2 separate regions of the Mus musculus genome follow, and region 1 is linked to region 2. Evidence: chromatin loops called from intact Hi-C (ENCODE). Cell type or tissue: heart. All regions are shown on one strand.

Evidence for each region. Peaks named below come from ENCODE experiments on the same cell type or tissue, not always from the same donor. Only the 100,000 strongest peaks of a DNase experiment are listed, where the experiment ranks them.
Region 1: a loop joins it to region 2, with 2.3 times the contacts of the local background. A loop is called at or near these places in 3 of 42 quality-filtered maps.

Annotation. Positions count from the first base shown.
Region 1 is chr17:62,305,564-62,313,563 of GRCm38, forward strand. No RefSeq gene overlaps it. Among named protein-coding and RNA genes, the nearest start is that of Gm25800, 150 kb to the right of the region's middle. In heart, a CTCF peak has its summit at 4,701 (motif pointing right); no DNase peak of the experiment used is centred here.
Region 2 is chr17:62,880,664-62,888,663 of GRCm38, forward strand. Efna5 (ephrin A5) reads right to left here and starts at 654. Exons shown (of 5, transcript NM_207654.2): 1 at 343-654. The coding sequence starts at 467. In heart, a CTCF peak has its summit at 3,680 (motif pointing left); DNase peaks (open chromatin) are centred at 558, 1,538, 2,388, 3,688 and 4 weaker places; H3K4me3 peaks cover 3,885 bases; H3K27ac peaks cover 3,561 bases.

The sequences.
Region 1 (8,000 bases), 580 kb before region 2:
TGGCAATTTCTTAACATAAAATATTAGATTTTGAACATAGTTATTAGTCACATTCAATATCCAATTTAGGACTGTATGAAAAGTTGTCAAATTTACAGAGAAAGGATCAAGTTAGTTTACATAGTGAATGTAAATTATTTTCCCATCTGACTCTGTGAATGTTTAGACAAGGATACTGATTTTGGAACCTAAGAGAAAGTGGAACATTGCCTCAAACTATTACGTCTGTGGAGAGGAGATACAAGACAATCATCATGGTAAGCCTGTATTAATGTTAACTACCTACTCAAAAATAAAATCATATCTTTACCATGCACAAAGGCAAGGCATTGACAACTAGGAAGAAAAAAAATCAACCTCAGTCTAAATAAGAAAGGGATTCAAATTATTAAGGTGGTTTGGTGTGGCAAGACTATTCTTGGTACAAATTCTCAGTGACTCAAACAAAAGGAACTGTTTTAAAGAACAAGTACTTTACCCTAATAAATGTCCAACCCAGACAAGTGAGACTCACACTGTCGGCTCTGTTTTCCAAGTGAATGTCCTCCCCACATTATTCAGTGTCCTTCTAACATCTGTAGCCTAATGATGCTCACAGCCCCTTGACTCTCAGAGCTGACTCAATATCTGAATAAAGACAGACAAATGTCTCACAGAAGACCAGTACACTGAAGTCTCTGTTACCTGCTTATTCTCAAATATTCTATTAGGCCCCATATTGGTCCCATAGCTTTGGGACTGTTTCATCTTGTGAATATTAGGGGGAAAAGGCACTGTGACCCATCAGCATTCAACTCCCAGCCCAAGAGAATGTTTAAGAGATTTATTTTTACCAATTGAATACTTTCAGATTTTATTGATGCTTTGAGGACACTGGACACATAGCTGATGTTTGGGTGGTTGTTTCTGCAGGGAAAAAATGCAAATATTTCCTTCAAATTGCTTAGTCATAAAAAGAATTTCTATGCACAGTTTCTTATTTAGGACATCTGAGGTTCAAATCACAAATCAAATGCTTCCCAGAAACACATTTACATGCAAAAGATTAACTTTGTCTCTTTTCAGTTTTCCAAGTATGCTTTGTTCACTGGTAAATTTTGGCCTGTTTTCAATAAAGAGTGCATTTGGCAAAAACAGGAACATTTTCTCAGCTTTGTAGGTGATGATGACTAATGGTTCCGTCTTCAACAGCATCATGGTTATTATCAACTGGGTCTCTGGTTTCAATGTATCTAACACTTTCTCCTGAAAATGTGAGATCCAGCTACCATCACAAGGTAAAGATAACTCAGTGGTAGCATCTGGTCATCTTGACCTATCTGCTTCCCTACTCTTCCCAATTCATGGAAAATAGAATAATAGATTGGTATATTCTCATACATAGAACCACTTTAGTTATGAATTATAAGAACCCTTTCTCTGATATAACCACTGCTCATAAACATATCCTCTCGAGGAAGCAACGGCTTTTCTATGAGTAGTTTTCTGAGAATTTGAACATATGTGAGAGCATATAAATATAAAAAAGGACAGCAATAATCACCATCATTGATCAAGAAGGTGTGAACCACTGGGAAAGAGCTGGAACATGACAAATGTGTCCTATGGCTGTTCTACATCTACATGAGGACTTACTTGAGTCTATCTGCAAGTGAACAGAGACTCTGAAACTGAGGTATCTCAGCTCAAGACAGTGGCCACAGTCCTGATTTCATAACCACAGTCTTCTCATTTGCTATGATACCACTCTCATATTGCCACATGTGGAAGCACTCACCCTTCGTGTGGAGGAACATGCCTGTGTGGAGGAACGTGCCTCTGTGGAGGAACATGCCTGTGTTGGAGGGACATGCCTGTGTTGGAGGGACATGCCTGTGTGGAGGAACATGCCTGTGTTGGAGGGACATGCCTGTGTTGGAGGGACATGCCTGTGTTGGAGGGACATGCCTGTGTTGGAGGGACATGCCTGTGTGGAGGAACATGCCTGTGTGGAGGAACATGCCTGTGTTGGAGGTACATGCCTGTGTTGGAGGGACATGCCTGTGTTGGAGGGACATGCCTGTGTGGAGGAACATGCCTGTGTTGGAGCGACATGCTTGTGTGGAGGAACATGCCTGTGTTAGAGGGACATGCCTGTGTTGGAGGGACATGCCTGTGTGGAGGGACATGCCTGTGTTGGAGGGACATGCCTGTGTTGGAGGAACATGCCTGTGTTGGAGGGACATGCCTGTGTTGGAGCCTGCAAGCCTTCTCATCATTACTGATGCACTCCTTTGTCCTCCAGCAGCACAGAGAAAACGTCTTCCTAGCTTAAGGAAACCTTAGATCTTGTCGTTGTGGAGATGTGGGATGAGCTGCAGCATTTTGCTATTGAGAATTTTTCAATAGAATATTTAAGGGAAAAGAACAACATTTGTTCTTTGGCTTCATATTGCCTTAGGCTTGGTCACCAAGAAGTCACTTCAGCCCAGGGAAGCCTAGAATATCACCAAAACCAACCCAGGCCTTCCTAGTGTGCTGACATCAATCTCGAGCAGAAGCAGAAACCACTTTCACTTATGTATCTTTCTGTGCAATTTTTAAAATTACCTTCAAAGAGACAATAGACCATTTGAAGTAGGGTATCCACTTTTCCAAAAACAACTGTCTCACAATACATACATGCATTTCTAATTGGTGAGTTAACACAAAGTATGACCGAGTTCTATGATTACTCTTTTTTCCGGTAGACTGGAAATTTTTATTATTTGTAAAAGCCAGGGGGATTCAACAAACATACCGAGGTTTTACAGTTAATGCAGTTTGGCCCATTTTCCTTGATAGCTTACATTTTCAAAGGGGGTAAACCCGGTAAAAACACAAACAATATACAAACTTGAAAATAGCCAAATATGTACTAGATTTGACCAATGTCTAATAACTATTTACATTCTAGGAAGCACCCTAACTTGCATAATTTACAGGTAACCATTGACAATAGGATTTAGAAATGAATTTGTAGAGTATGTTTTGGATTCTCTGATCAGTAATTATGCTGATAACATCTCATGTATAACTGCATACTTGTTTCCCACAATCTCCCTTGGCCAGTTGATAACAGGAACTCATCTGTTTCCCATGTCTTCCTATGCTTTCATGTATAACCATTTACAAAAATAAGTAAAGATCTTTCAACTGTTTGCTTTATTAAAAAAAAATTAATCATTACATTTTGGTATGCTGTCTCTTTCAAAGCCATGTTTCTGGTATCTCTCTGAGTAGGTTAGCATAAAAGCTCGTGTGTGTGTGTGTGTGTGTGTGTGTGTGTGTGTGTGTGTGTGTGTGTGTGTATGTGTGTGTGTGTGTTTAAGTATTTGAATAGTGTGCCATAGGCCATAGTATAGATGTCAGATACTTTTTCCATATGTGGTAACAATGACACAATTCTAATTTATAACAATAAATTTCTAGCTTTTTAATTTCTATAATATGTTTTGTTAATATTCTTTTTCCTCTGACAGGTCAGCTCCTTTCATATCTTTTCTCTCTTCCTAATGACCAACTTCATATTTCTCTCTCTCTCTCTCTCTCTCTCTCTCTCTGTCTTTCTCTCTCTCTAAATCAAAAAGAAAACCAACTTAAAAAAAAGATAAGCCCAAACATACCAAAACAATTTTAAAAATACACCCAAACAAGTAACACATCTGTTCTTTATTGGGCAACTACTCCTGAGAACAGGGTTTTCCCTGGAGTGTGGTTGATAAACCCAATGACGCTCCATCAGGGAAAATGATCTCCCTTTCTCAGCAGGTATCAATTGCAAACAGCTTCTTAGGTAGAGGCGGGACTTTGTGTCTCTTTCTCAATATCCATCCTAGAATTTTGTCTGGTTTGAATTTCTGCAGGTTTTCTGCTTGTTGCCACGGAATCTGTGAGTTCATACATATATCAGTCTTGCTATGACTGGAAGATTTTGGGTCCACCTATGGCTCTTAGAATCTTTTACCTCATCTGCCACATAGATCCCTAAGTCTCATAGGAAGCAGTTTAGTAAAGATATACCACTTAGTGCTGAGTGCTACAAAGTCTCTCACTCTCTTCACATTGGCCATAAATACAATGTGTATTAATTAATTATCTATTGCAAGAAGAGTTCCTCTAGTGAGTCTTGAGTGATACTGTCCTCTATGGATATAGCACTGTGTCATTTGGAGCCATTTTATTGCTATGTTCCTTTAGCAGAATTGTAGGAGTAGTTTTTCCACTTTTTTTTGGTATAGGCACTTTTGTTTTATACAACTGCCTTCATTATATCCCTCTATAGGCTTGAGTATGCAGTGTTTTTAGTATTCTTCAACTTTAAAAAAAAGTTTAAAAATTTTTTCTTGATTACTGCCTTGGGTTACTTTTAATTCAGCTTCCATTAATTTGCATATTTTGTTCCATTTTTATTGTTGTTCAGTTTCAGCTTGAACGTGGTGCTCAAATGTTATGCCATATTCTTTTGTATATCTTGGCTAGTGTTGTGACCTATTAAGACATAACCTTCGGAGAAATCTTCATGAGTTGCTAAGAAGAAGGGGTATACTTTGATGTTTGGGTAGCATATTCTATAGTTATTATCTTTAAAGTGTTTCTTAGGGTAGATATCTGGTCTTGTCTGTTCCTTGATTTGTCTGCTTGTATATGTGCATCATGTTCATGCAGTGTCCACAAAGGCCAGAAGGGGGCGCCTAATTCACTGGATCTGGAGTTACAGATGGAATCGAACCCAGGACCTCTGTAAGAGCAGCAAGTGCTCTTAATCACTGAGCTACCCCACCAGTCTATATTTTCTATGAAAAGGAACCTTTAGAGTGCATGTGTTAGACATGTAAATTCTTATTTTAATAAATACATTTTCAGAAGTTTTAAAATGTATATATGAATGTACATGTATAGATTCCTATTTATGCACTTGTATGTATATATGAATGTTTGTGTGTATAAATGTGTGTTGCATATAAATGTGCATGGGCATGTGTGTTAAGATATTATCAGAAAGCTCTTCTGTGTCCAGAAGCTATGTTTTACGTGGATATGTAAATGACAAGAAAATGTATCTACCTTCATTTGAAGACGGTAAAATATTTTTCAAAAGCATTTCCCTGTTCAGTCTGTATAATGTTACTTGTATATATGTGTATATGTGTGTATAGGATTGACCATTTGGTACTGAATAACCAGTTGGGGTGCTTTTCCCTAGGGAAGACTATCTCTCCCCACTTTCAGCATTCCTTAGTTGCCTGTAGTTCTTTGTGTTGGGTCCTACCCCATCCCCAGCTTTCCTCTATCCACGTTATTAATGTCTTGTTGTCGACCCTATTCAGCTCAAGCTTAGACAGTCATGCTGCTGAGACACTATGGAAACATAAACACAGGCAATGCTGAAAGACTGAACAAGTTGTATTTATACATATGCATATATCTATGTAACAGTAATTAATAAAATGAGAGGCGATGAATTAGAAAGACAGCAAGAAGAATATGCTGAAGCACTTGGATGGGGGAAAGGAAAGGGAGAAATTTTGTAGTTTAATGTAATCTCCAAATATTACGTATGTATATATGTATATATGTATGACATAAATATATATACATACATACATACATACATACATACATACATACATACAATTTCCCATTTCTTCTTTCACCCAATTATCCACCTATTTATTATCTACACGGTTAGTGCAAAATCAAAAAAAGTCTGGCACTTCACTAGTAGCCAGAAAAAAATTTTAATATCTAGATATAAGAATTTTTTACGTAGTTTTAACTACTTTTTGATAGCCCTGAAATATTTCCTGGGGGAGCATTTGAGGATCATTGCTTACTGTGGGAAAACTGATGGTTTAGCATGGCTAGCAAGACAGCTAAGTGGGTGAGTTAGTGGAAGAGAAGGAGGAGGAGGAGCAGGAAGAGGAAGAGGAGGAGCAAGAGGAGGATGAAGAGGAGGAGGAGGAGGAGCAGGAGGAGGAAGAGGAGGAGCAAGAGGAGGATGAAGAGGAGGAGGAGAAGGAAGAGCAGGAGGAGCAGGAGGAGGAGGATAAAGGAGATGACTAGCTTGTTTTACACTTACCGTACTCCCCTAATTCTGTGTCTATTAGCACTCATGGAATTGTATTAGATTAAAACTATTAAGTATAAAAGACTAAAAACTATTGAGAAATAAAGCCTAAACAATAATGAATCATTAAAGTGTGTAATATAATTTACAAGGTACTTTGACTAGAAGTTAAGGACAGTAATGCTCCTCAAATTCAATAAATTTCAATAAGAAAAAATTGTAGACTCAACATAACATACATAGTTCTGTGTCTGATGATATCATATAAGGTTCTTTTTTTTTTTAATTGACACAGAGGAAAATGCTATAATAATTGAGGAAAAAGTCTTTGACTAGGAATAGCATTGACTTTTAAATTATTGGCCTTATCTTGCTCTTTTATGTATGCTCAGAATAGTGACAGCATTTTCAACAATGTTCCAAAAGCCATTTAGCTTACAAAGTGGAATTATTGTGATACGGTACACTTAATGCATTTCTTCTTCGTAGCATCTTATTTCATAAAAATCAATGGGATTTTATGCCTTGTATAGAAGCCCTTCTTCTACATTGAAGTCAGAGTTATTATGGACAAGCTGCAAAGATATCACCAAATGTACTAACCTTTCTATAGTACTTACCATTGTATAGAATATGGCACAAAACACTCCACCACCCTGAAGTAGCACTTTCTCTAACATATTTATTGTAGAACTCTGTAGAAAATGATTACTATTATAAAGGTGGACAAGAATGTCTTGAAGCTTTTCCAAAATGTGGATATATTTTTATTCAAAACAAAACAACAAAAGCTACTTGTCCCAATGCAAATTTATACATCACTTAGCAAATAGCTAGCCTGTGGTAAGCTCTCACTAGGCAATGTATGAACACATGAATGTAGGCAGTGTTCTCATATATGCAGTGATGATATATAAGACTAAGATGTACAGATAAGGGAATGTCGGTCCCATTCAAATAGGAAAAGAAATGGTACTGGACTTGAATGTAAATAACTGAAGCTGACCACTCTGCATATTTCTTTTTTTTTTTTTTTTCGTTTTCAGTCATTTATTTATTTATTTATTCACTTTACATCTTTTTTTAAATACTTTTTTATTACGTATTTTCTTCAATTACATTTTCAATGCTATCCCAAAAGTCCCTCATACCCTACCCCCCACTCCCCTACCCACCCACTCCCACTTTTTGGCCCTGGCGTTCCCCTGTACTGGGGCATATAAAGTTTGCAAGTCCAATGGGCCTCTCTTTCCATTGATGGCCGACTAGGCCATCTTTTGATACATATGCAGCTAGAGTCAAGAGCTCCGGGGTACTGGTTAGTTCATAATGTTGTTGCACCTACAGGGTTGCAGATCCCTTTAGCTCCTTGGTTACTTTCTCTAGCTCCTCCATTGGGGGCCCTGTGCTCCATCCAATAGCTGACTGTGAGCATCCACTTCTGTGTTTGCTAGGCCCCGGCCTTAACAGTTCCATAGCATTTAACAACACTAGATCCCATATGAGGATCTTGCATCGTGGTCTTCTGAAAATCCTGCTTCATTCCTTTCCCCTTTGAAACTTCCCAGTTCAACACTTACAGAGCCTCAGCCTGTGTGCTTCCTTACTGACTAATATAATGAACTAGTAATAATAATGGACTAATCCTGAAATTATCCTGAGAGAAAGAACTCCACCAAAGCTTTAACTTCCATCTCTCTTCACTGCACTTCTGTTCTCTTGAGGACGACACTACAGGAAGAGTTCCCAAGATGGAGCACTAATGAATAGGGCTTCACTAATTGCTTAAATCCATTTACATTTCTATGCAAGTAATTGTGCTATCTTAAAGGTTTTGTCACTTGTTTTTGTTGTTTTTGTTTTGTTTGCCAAACTGATGACCAAAATAAAGGGCAAGGTAGAGTTGTCGCAA
Region 2 (8,000 bases):
ATCCGGAGGTGCGGGCCAATCTCCCCGACTGGGAAGCGATGGCCCGGGTCCGGGGCTCCCGCCCATTCCCGTGTCTTCCCCGCACCCGGTCGGAGGCAGCGGCTCCGCGCAGCCCTGGGGATTGCTAGCAGCCGCCGGCCCTGCCGCCCTGGCTTAACAAAGAGCGGCGCGGAGCGAGCGCTTCCCGCCGGCGCCGGGCGGCCAGCGGCGTCTGGCGACGCAGGCTCCGAGGGCGCGCGCTGCCTGCGGCTGGTGCGCGCCGCTCCCGGCCGCCGTGTCCCCTGCTCCCGGCCCAGGCCCGCGGAGCCCGAGCTTTTGGCGCCCCCGCCCCGGCCACCTTACCTGGGGTTGCTGCTGTTCCAGTAGACGGCGTAGCGGTCGGCGACGACTTTGGAGCCCGGGTCCTGGCTGAACACACACATCCAGAGCACCAGAAAGAGCAGCGTCAACATCTCCACGTGCAACATCACGCCTAGCCAGCGGCGGAGCCCCCGACGCGCCACTCCGGGGAGAGATCGGGGATCCAGGGGGAGGGAGGGAGAGGGGCAGACGAAGAGAGCGGACGCCAAATAAATAGGAATAAATACGATGAAGGGGCGAGAGGCGCGCGGCGAGCGCGGGAGGAAGAGGAAGAGGAGAGAGAGAAGAAGGAGGCAGTGGCTGGGGCGGGGGGACAAACTCGCACCCCCACTGAAGGGCTCGGGAGGGGAGAAGAATCACAAGACGGAGAGACGCGTGCGTGTGTGCGGTGGCGGCGGCGAGGGCGGGGGTAGGGGTGCGGAGCTGTGTCTCGGGCGGCGGCTGCAAGCCGGTCACCCCGGGAGAGGGAGGTGCGTGCGGGGCCGGGCGGCGGCAGCGCGGGTCGGGGCAGGCGGCGGCGCGCGCTGCACAGTCACGGGGAGTTGAGCGCCGCGGCTGCGGGGAGACATACACCGGCCCGCCGGGCCCGGCTCAGTGTCGGCGCCGCGGTCTGCACGGGCTTCCTCCGCCGCGCTGGGCCCTCACCGTGCGCCCCGCTTTGTTCCAAGTTACTTTGGCGGCCGGAGAGAAACTGCAGGAGGAGGGCGCTGTGTGGAGGGGGGCGGGGGGGGGGGCGTCCTCACACTGGTGTCCCCAGGAGGCTGGAAGCAGTCCGGAGCCTCCCTTCTGTGCCTTGGCCAGGCGACCCCCCGCAAGGCTCGCAGGAGTCCTGTGGACTGCGGTACCCGGAGGTGCGCAGAGAAGAGTGGCGATCTGGATCCGCAAGCCCGGCTCTGCCGGAGTCCTGGAACTGCCCAAAGCCGCAGCCGAGCGCTCAGGCGAGGAGAGGAGGAGCGGGTCTTGCTTCGGAAAAGGCTCCAAGAAAAGTTTGGCTCTTCACGTCTTCCAGCAGGTCCCCAAAGGAGTCCGACCGCAGAGGCAGAGCGAGATGGCACCCCCGGGCGCTGGCTGAGTCGGGGATTTCTCCTGCTAGCTTGTCTTGGCCGGGTGTGGGTGCCGCGGAGTGAATGAAGAGCAGAGGTTGTGAACCAGCCAGCCAGGCGGGGCCGGGATGCCCAAACCTGCAGGGCGACGCCAAGCCAACTGCCGGGCTGAGAAGCGAGAGGGGAAACAATCACTTTCGGATGGAGCCCTCCAAGTCCGGGATGGGCTGATGACAGTCTCCGTTCGCCTTCCGGGAGAGAGGCTGAACCCCCGCACGGCGTGCCCAGAGCCCCGGGGGGGAGCTCTCAGAAGTGTCCCTGGGACTCGGACCTCTCCGGCCCCAACCCCAGCAACTTGTAGAGATTCATCAATCAGTTTGAAACCGGGAGGGAAAAAGGGAGAGGGAGCACACGCGAGCTGCTGGCACCTCCCCGATGACTACATCAGAAAACCTTCCCGATCCGGAGCTGCCTCCTCCTTCCCTCCTTAGGCACAGCAGTAACGAGAGGTGAAAGCCACCGACCGAATCCTAAAACCTCTGCCCAGGCGGGAAAATAAACTTGAGTGCAGCGGCGCGAGCAGCCTGGAGAGGTTGGGAAGACTGGCGAGAAGTAGAAAGGAGGGGAAAAGTCAGTTTTGCAAAAGAGGAGGGAAAAAAAAAAAAAAAGAAAAGGAGAGAAAAAATGCTTTATGGGAAAAAAAATCTCCTCGGGCACGCCCCCTCGTTAATGACCTGCGTGTAAAGCCGACTGCCGCGGCGGCCCAGGCGGCAGCAGCCTCGGCACCACGCGAGCCCGCGCGCGTGGACGTGGACGTGGGCCAGCGGGAGGGGGGCTCCGCCCGGGCGTGTTGCGCGGGGCGCTGGGTTGGCAGGCGGCGCGAGCGTGGGGGGTGAGCTCCGGACCGAGCAGGGGGAGGCGCCGCCGGCGCTGCTGCCTCCGCGGCCCAGGTCATGTGGGCTGCTCCCCTCCCCACTCCCCCTCCCTCCATGCAGTTTACTTGGAGGGTGGGGGGTGATTGGAGTAACCAGTCAGGGAGAGGCCTGCTGTTTGCTTACAGATCGGTTTTTTTTTTTTTCCCCTCTCTTTTCTCTAACCGGATTGGTTTGCTCCGGGAGAAAGAGGCGTTTTCCTCATCTCCTCCCTCCCCACGCCTCCACCCCCACCCCCGCCCCACCTTCCTGAAACCTGACTAATTGAATTACTGAGAGTGCCGAGGCACCCTCTCCGCGGCCCAGCCCGGCAGCACGAGTAACCCTTTGGTTGCTGAAGTGCGTCTGGACTCAGAGTGATTTGGCATCTTTTTTTTTTTTTTTTTTTTTTTTTTTACTTGGGAGTAGGGTCTTTCGATTGAAAAGAAACTGGCTCCCACTCCAAAAGGGGAGCCGAAAATTGCTTCGGGGACCGCTCAGGTGACGTGAAGTCTGCGCTGACTGGCTAGGGCAGCCCTAAGTAAATCGGAGTTCGTGTAAACCTCCGCTCGGTTCTTCACGCCGCACACGCCGCGCAGGGTCATCTGGAAATCTGAGCATCTCTCTTGTGCCTTTCAACCCTCTCTTTCTACCCGAGATTTAAAGGCTTGGGGGCAGGAAATGGGACTTTTCTTTAAAGTGATTCTCTGAAAGCAGGTTTTGAAAAGTCGGAGAAAAAAAAAATCTCAGTTTAAAGTGATTACAATTCAGGGTGAACCTTCAGCTGGAAGGAGAAAAACGCAGCGCGCGAGCCCGTCAGTACTTTACACCTTTTCCACGCGGATCCTGGGGCTGGTTCGCTACGCACACGCACACCCCACATAAATATCTTGAACTAAACTCGGTTTGAGAAGAAAAGGGAGGGAAATAGTGAGAGGGAGGGAAAACGCCTTTATTGCTGAAAAAAGGCCGTGCATTCCTGGGCTGGTCAGGAGGTTGCAGGGCCCAGATCCTTTGAGGCCAGCTAAGCCGGATCTCCTGGGAGCGAGGAGTCCTGGCGCCTCGGGACGGGTCCCCTGTGGTCCTGCGCCCTGGCATCGAGCCCCATACCCGATGCTGCTGAGACCTGCATCCCAGACTTTTTATTTTGTTCTCTAGTGTATACAGCCTGGTAAGAAGGCCGAACCCAAAAAAGAAAGCCGTTTACCTTTCTTTCCATCCTCTCAACACTGCGTCTTTTCCCTTTTACATATTAGACGAATAAAATTAAATATCAAATTCTCCATCCTGCGTTTTCCAAAGCTCGGCCTGGGGTTTCCAGGCGCTTCGGAGAAATTTGGAAGCGTCCAGACGCCCTCCAGTGGTCGGCCTGCAGTCCGCACCCAGCAGGGGCATTGACGGCAGCCTCAGCCCACGCTGAGCCTGATGGAAAATCTAAGGTCAGGATGAGTGAAGACATGAGAGGAAAGAAGCAGTTCCCACAGGCTGGGCGTTACTGGACGTGATGGAGATTTTCCCTAATTATCCTGAAGGAACGTCCATGTTGAGTGACCAGACGTAAATTACAACCGTTATCGTTAGACTGCATGACTGACCAACTGATAGACTAATTTATAAGAGTTTAAATTGAGACTATTCTATTCGCTTAAGCTCTCCTCTGCTTCTTTCACCAAATTTCCAACGTCAAGAAAGGAGGGATACACCTTAAAGAAACAAGACGATAAGATTTTTACTATTAAAATCAATTTGGGTTTTCATTTAAAATGCTGCTGTCCCTCTGGCTGGTGAACAAGTTCAGGGTATGCTTTTTTTTTTTTTTTTTTTTTTTTTTTCTCTCTGCTGTGGAAGGATAGATTTCTTTCCCAGCCTTTTTGATGGTAACTGTAATAGGCACTCATGTGACAAAGGCACATGAGAATATTTCTGCAGGAAATATTCTGAACCCTTTAAAAGGTTATGTGTATCTTTAGGAAGGAGGGAATTCAAGACTTCTGTCTTGAGGAAAATGCTGAAACTCAGAAAGAGTCTCAAAGAGCTATCAGGTATCAGGGACGGAGCCAGCTGGCTTCCTAAGACACCACAGTTGAAAAGGGGCAGACAAAAAAAAAGAAATAATACATGCTTATTTCCCCCTTGGAAATGCATATAGATGTAAAAAGTCATCAAACCAAAAGAACAAGTCCATTTTAATATCTTAAACATCTCCACTTTATTTTAAATAGGAATGGCCCTATTTTAATGAGACAAAAGTATGCTATGGTCTTCCTTAAAATGATTCATGGGGTTGGAATAAGATACTAGATTTGAAATAGTTCAAAACAGAACTCAGATGTCTATTAGAAATAATTCTAAATTAAATGTCTCCTCTGGAGCCAAGTATTGACATTGGACTTACTAAGCAATGTGACCCTTGAATACGTGAGTGGATACAATTGGAAGAGAAGTATATATTAACTATACACGCCTTACGAGGTAATGTGACTAGCTCTGTCGGAAGACACACACAGTAAATCCATAGAAAATAGTTCCATATAAAATAGTGGTTTTAACCCCATGTTACCAATCTGCTCTTTATACAATGAGTAGCTTTTCTTCAGCTAAGGCAGGAGCCTCTTGTCCAACCAAAAGAAAACAAGAGCCATTAAAAGTGAAGGAATAAAAATTCATGGAATTGATGAAGGTGTTAAGTTCCACAAGATGAAAACAGGGTAGAACCTTAAAAGCAGGTTGGTAATGGTCTATGCAGGGCCCTCCCAGTCCTGTAAATGGGTATCAGCAGACAAGTACTCTGGTAACTTTAAAACCAGTAATACTGAGGCAAAACCATTATTTGCCTCAAAACATGAATTGGCTCTAATTGATTGATTGATTGATTGATTGGTTGGTTGGTTGATTGATTTAGTTTTGTTTTGCTTTGGGTTTTTCTTTTTTTTTTTTTTTATTTTTGTTTTGTTTTGTTTTGTCTTGTTTGCTTTTAACTGACCAAATCTGTGTTCTAATCTAAACTATGAGTTAGAATCACTGAGGGGAGCTCTCTAGAAGGAGAGTGCCTGAGCCCCCGTTGTTTAGGCTAGACCTGGATCTGTAATTTTTAAAAAGCTCTCTGGAGAATTCTAATGAGGATAGAAGATTGAGAAGCGCTGATCCAGGTAATTTATTTTTGCCTTAATTACTTCAATCTTTCAGGAAAATAAGGCCCATTCTTATTTATCAGCTCACCAGTGAGGCAGAGTTTCTTGATCCAGTCTGCTAAGTTGAAAGACGCTTTTAAACAATTTTCCATGTCACACAATTATTTACAAGTATGATCTCCAAGATATGACTACAGGAGCAATACCTACCTTTAAATGTGGGCAAATCTTTCTATTTGGCTTATTGGAATTAGCGTTGTAGAGTTCTATTATGTCAAGTGTCCAGCCAAAATGAGTGAATGAGATAAATTAAATAAATAAAAAGTGAATCAAGCCCCCACCGTTTGTAGACTCGGCAACTCTCAATTTAGGAAAATCAAATTTAACTATGTTAAGATGTGAAATTGGAACTTGTATCCAGCAAAAGTAATAGAGGAAACAAACTCTAGAGCAAGAACTAAAGAAAGTATAGTTAACATCCCTAATTAAACAAAAACAACCCTAATGAATGTTAGCATAGTATTTAAGCCAATCCTACTGTTTCTGCAGAGCTTTTAGTGTTTGTTCTAAATCCTCAGTGAGAGCTCCAACCACTAAGCTGTCACTCCGCGACCCTGCCCTCAGACTGAAGTGAAGCTCTATCTACTCTCTTCTTTACCCTCTTTCACAAGAGAAGTTTCTCAGAACACTTAGAAATAATAAGTCTGCTGCCTCTTCTCTCCTCAGACAGCCCGATGAGGGGAAACATTCATTTTCAACCTCTGATCTTGCTTACAGACTATCACATCCCTACCTTTAATACCAATCACCCTGATCTTTTGTCTCCTTCTCATGTGACTCTTTCTGTGCTGGGACTTCCTGTAGTCTGTTTCAGCATCCTTCCTTTTACACTCTAGGGGGAAAAAAACAACAACAAGAACAACCAAACAAAACAATCCAGAAATGGTTTTTAAAAGGCTCTGTGATATTCTAAAACAGGGATTTAAAGTTGTTCCATTTCGGAATGAGCAAGCTGTGTGTTGTTCTTCCTACTTCAAAACACGTTTTAAATAATGCGACTGTAGCAAATTCTCCAAATGTGCAGATGTGTTAGCAGTCATTTTGAGAAACACCTAGATCTCCTAATAAGGTGCATGTGTGTGTGTATGTGTGTAAGTGTGTATGTGTGTAAGTGTGTGTGTATACATTTGTATTACAAAGGTGTGTGTGTCCATTTGTGATTCTGAAAGCAAATAAGTGTTGTCTCAGCCAGTCCCACGTCACGTTTTATTATGCAGATTTCAGAATATATACAGGATTGTGTAACCAGCCACTAAGCACATAAATGAGTTTATTCCCTTAAGCAATTTCTCTAATCTCACTGCTTGAGCATGTACATAGTTTTATTCTGTATTTCCCTCTTCATCTTTTTAAATAAAATTCTGTGGATGAAAATTGTCTCCATTTTGCAAATCTAATCAATTAGCATAAAGTATAACCCAATACTATCTTCTCTGAATTATTAAATAAATATCTTGCTTAAGACAATATATCACTACAAGTGAATATCAATAAGAGAGTCGGTATCTGTATTTTATAATTGGATCTATAACACCCATTTTTAAAGGAATATGTGTAGTTATTACAGAAATAAATTGAATTTACACATTTTCCACATTCCAACTAGTGATTAGGATATGCCTGTTCTGCCAGTTACATAGACCATCACCCAGAGGGCACACAAGTGTGCGTTTTTTAAAAATTCTTTTACTTGCTTTGAAAGTCTACAAAAGCCAATACATCTCTGTAAAAGTGGCCAGTGCTACCGTATATGTACACAAACAGGGACATGGGATTCCTGTGCGGAAATCTACAGACACACAAGCATGGAGGTAGAGAAAACTTGTTCTCAATCAGTTTTTCACCAAAGATTTTCATCAACTTCTGCAAGAATTCTATTTAAAGAGGAGCATAGCATATAACCTCCAGTCAATAAGCATGATTATATAAAATGGGGAAGGCTGGTTCCAAGCCCTTTTTAGCTCTGGCTTTACTTTTCCCCTTCGGTTCAAAACTGGCAAAGGGAAGGAAAGCATGGAATTATGGCAAACTCAGATCTTCTTTCTTTAAATTATGTGCATTTTCCTGCAGACAAAAAGCTTCTGTGGTGGTGGGGGCGGGGGGGGGGACTGGATCTTGGTATTTTTCAATGCTTGACTCTTTATTATTATTTTACTTATCTAAACAATCTCTCTCCATATATACTCATTTTATAGGATATGAATACACATATTTTACCTGGTCACACTAATAAATACAATGTTAATGTTTTAAAAAGTTGTCCTCAGAGCAGATTCATAACTTTAGCCCCAGCCCTCCAAATATCTTCGTCAATAGTGTAAGTTTTAGAGTGATAAATTAAAGATATAGTGAAGGTATAACTTTAAAAAAAAATCATTCTACTGGCAGTTGGGATAACAGTTATTGTAGTCTGGCAGCCACTATGATCTCCGAATAGCAGATAATAACACATAGGATTATAGACCAAAACTTTCTTTTGAAACGAGAAATATTTT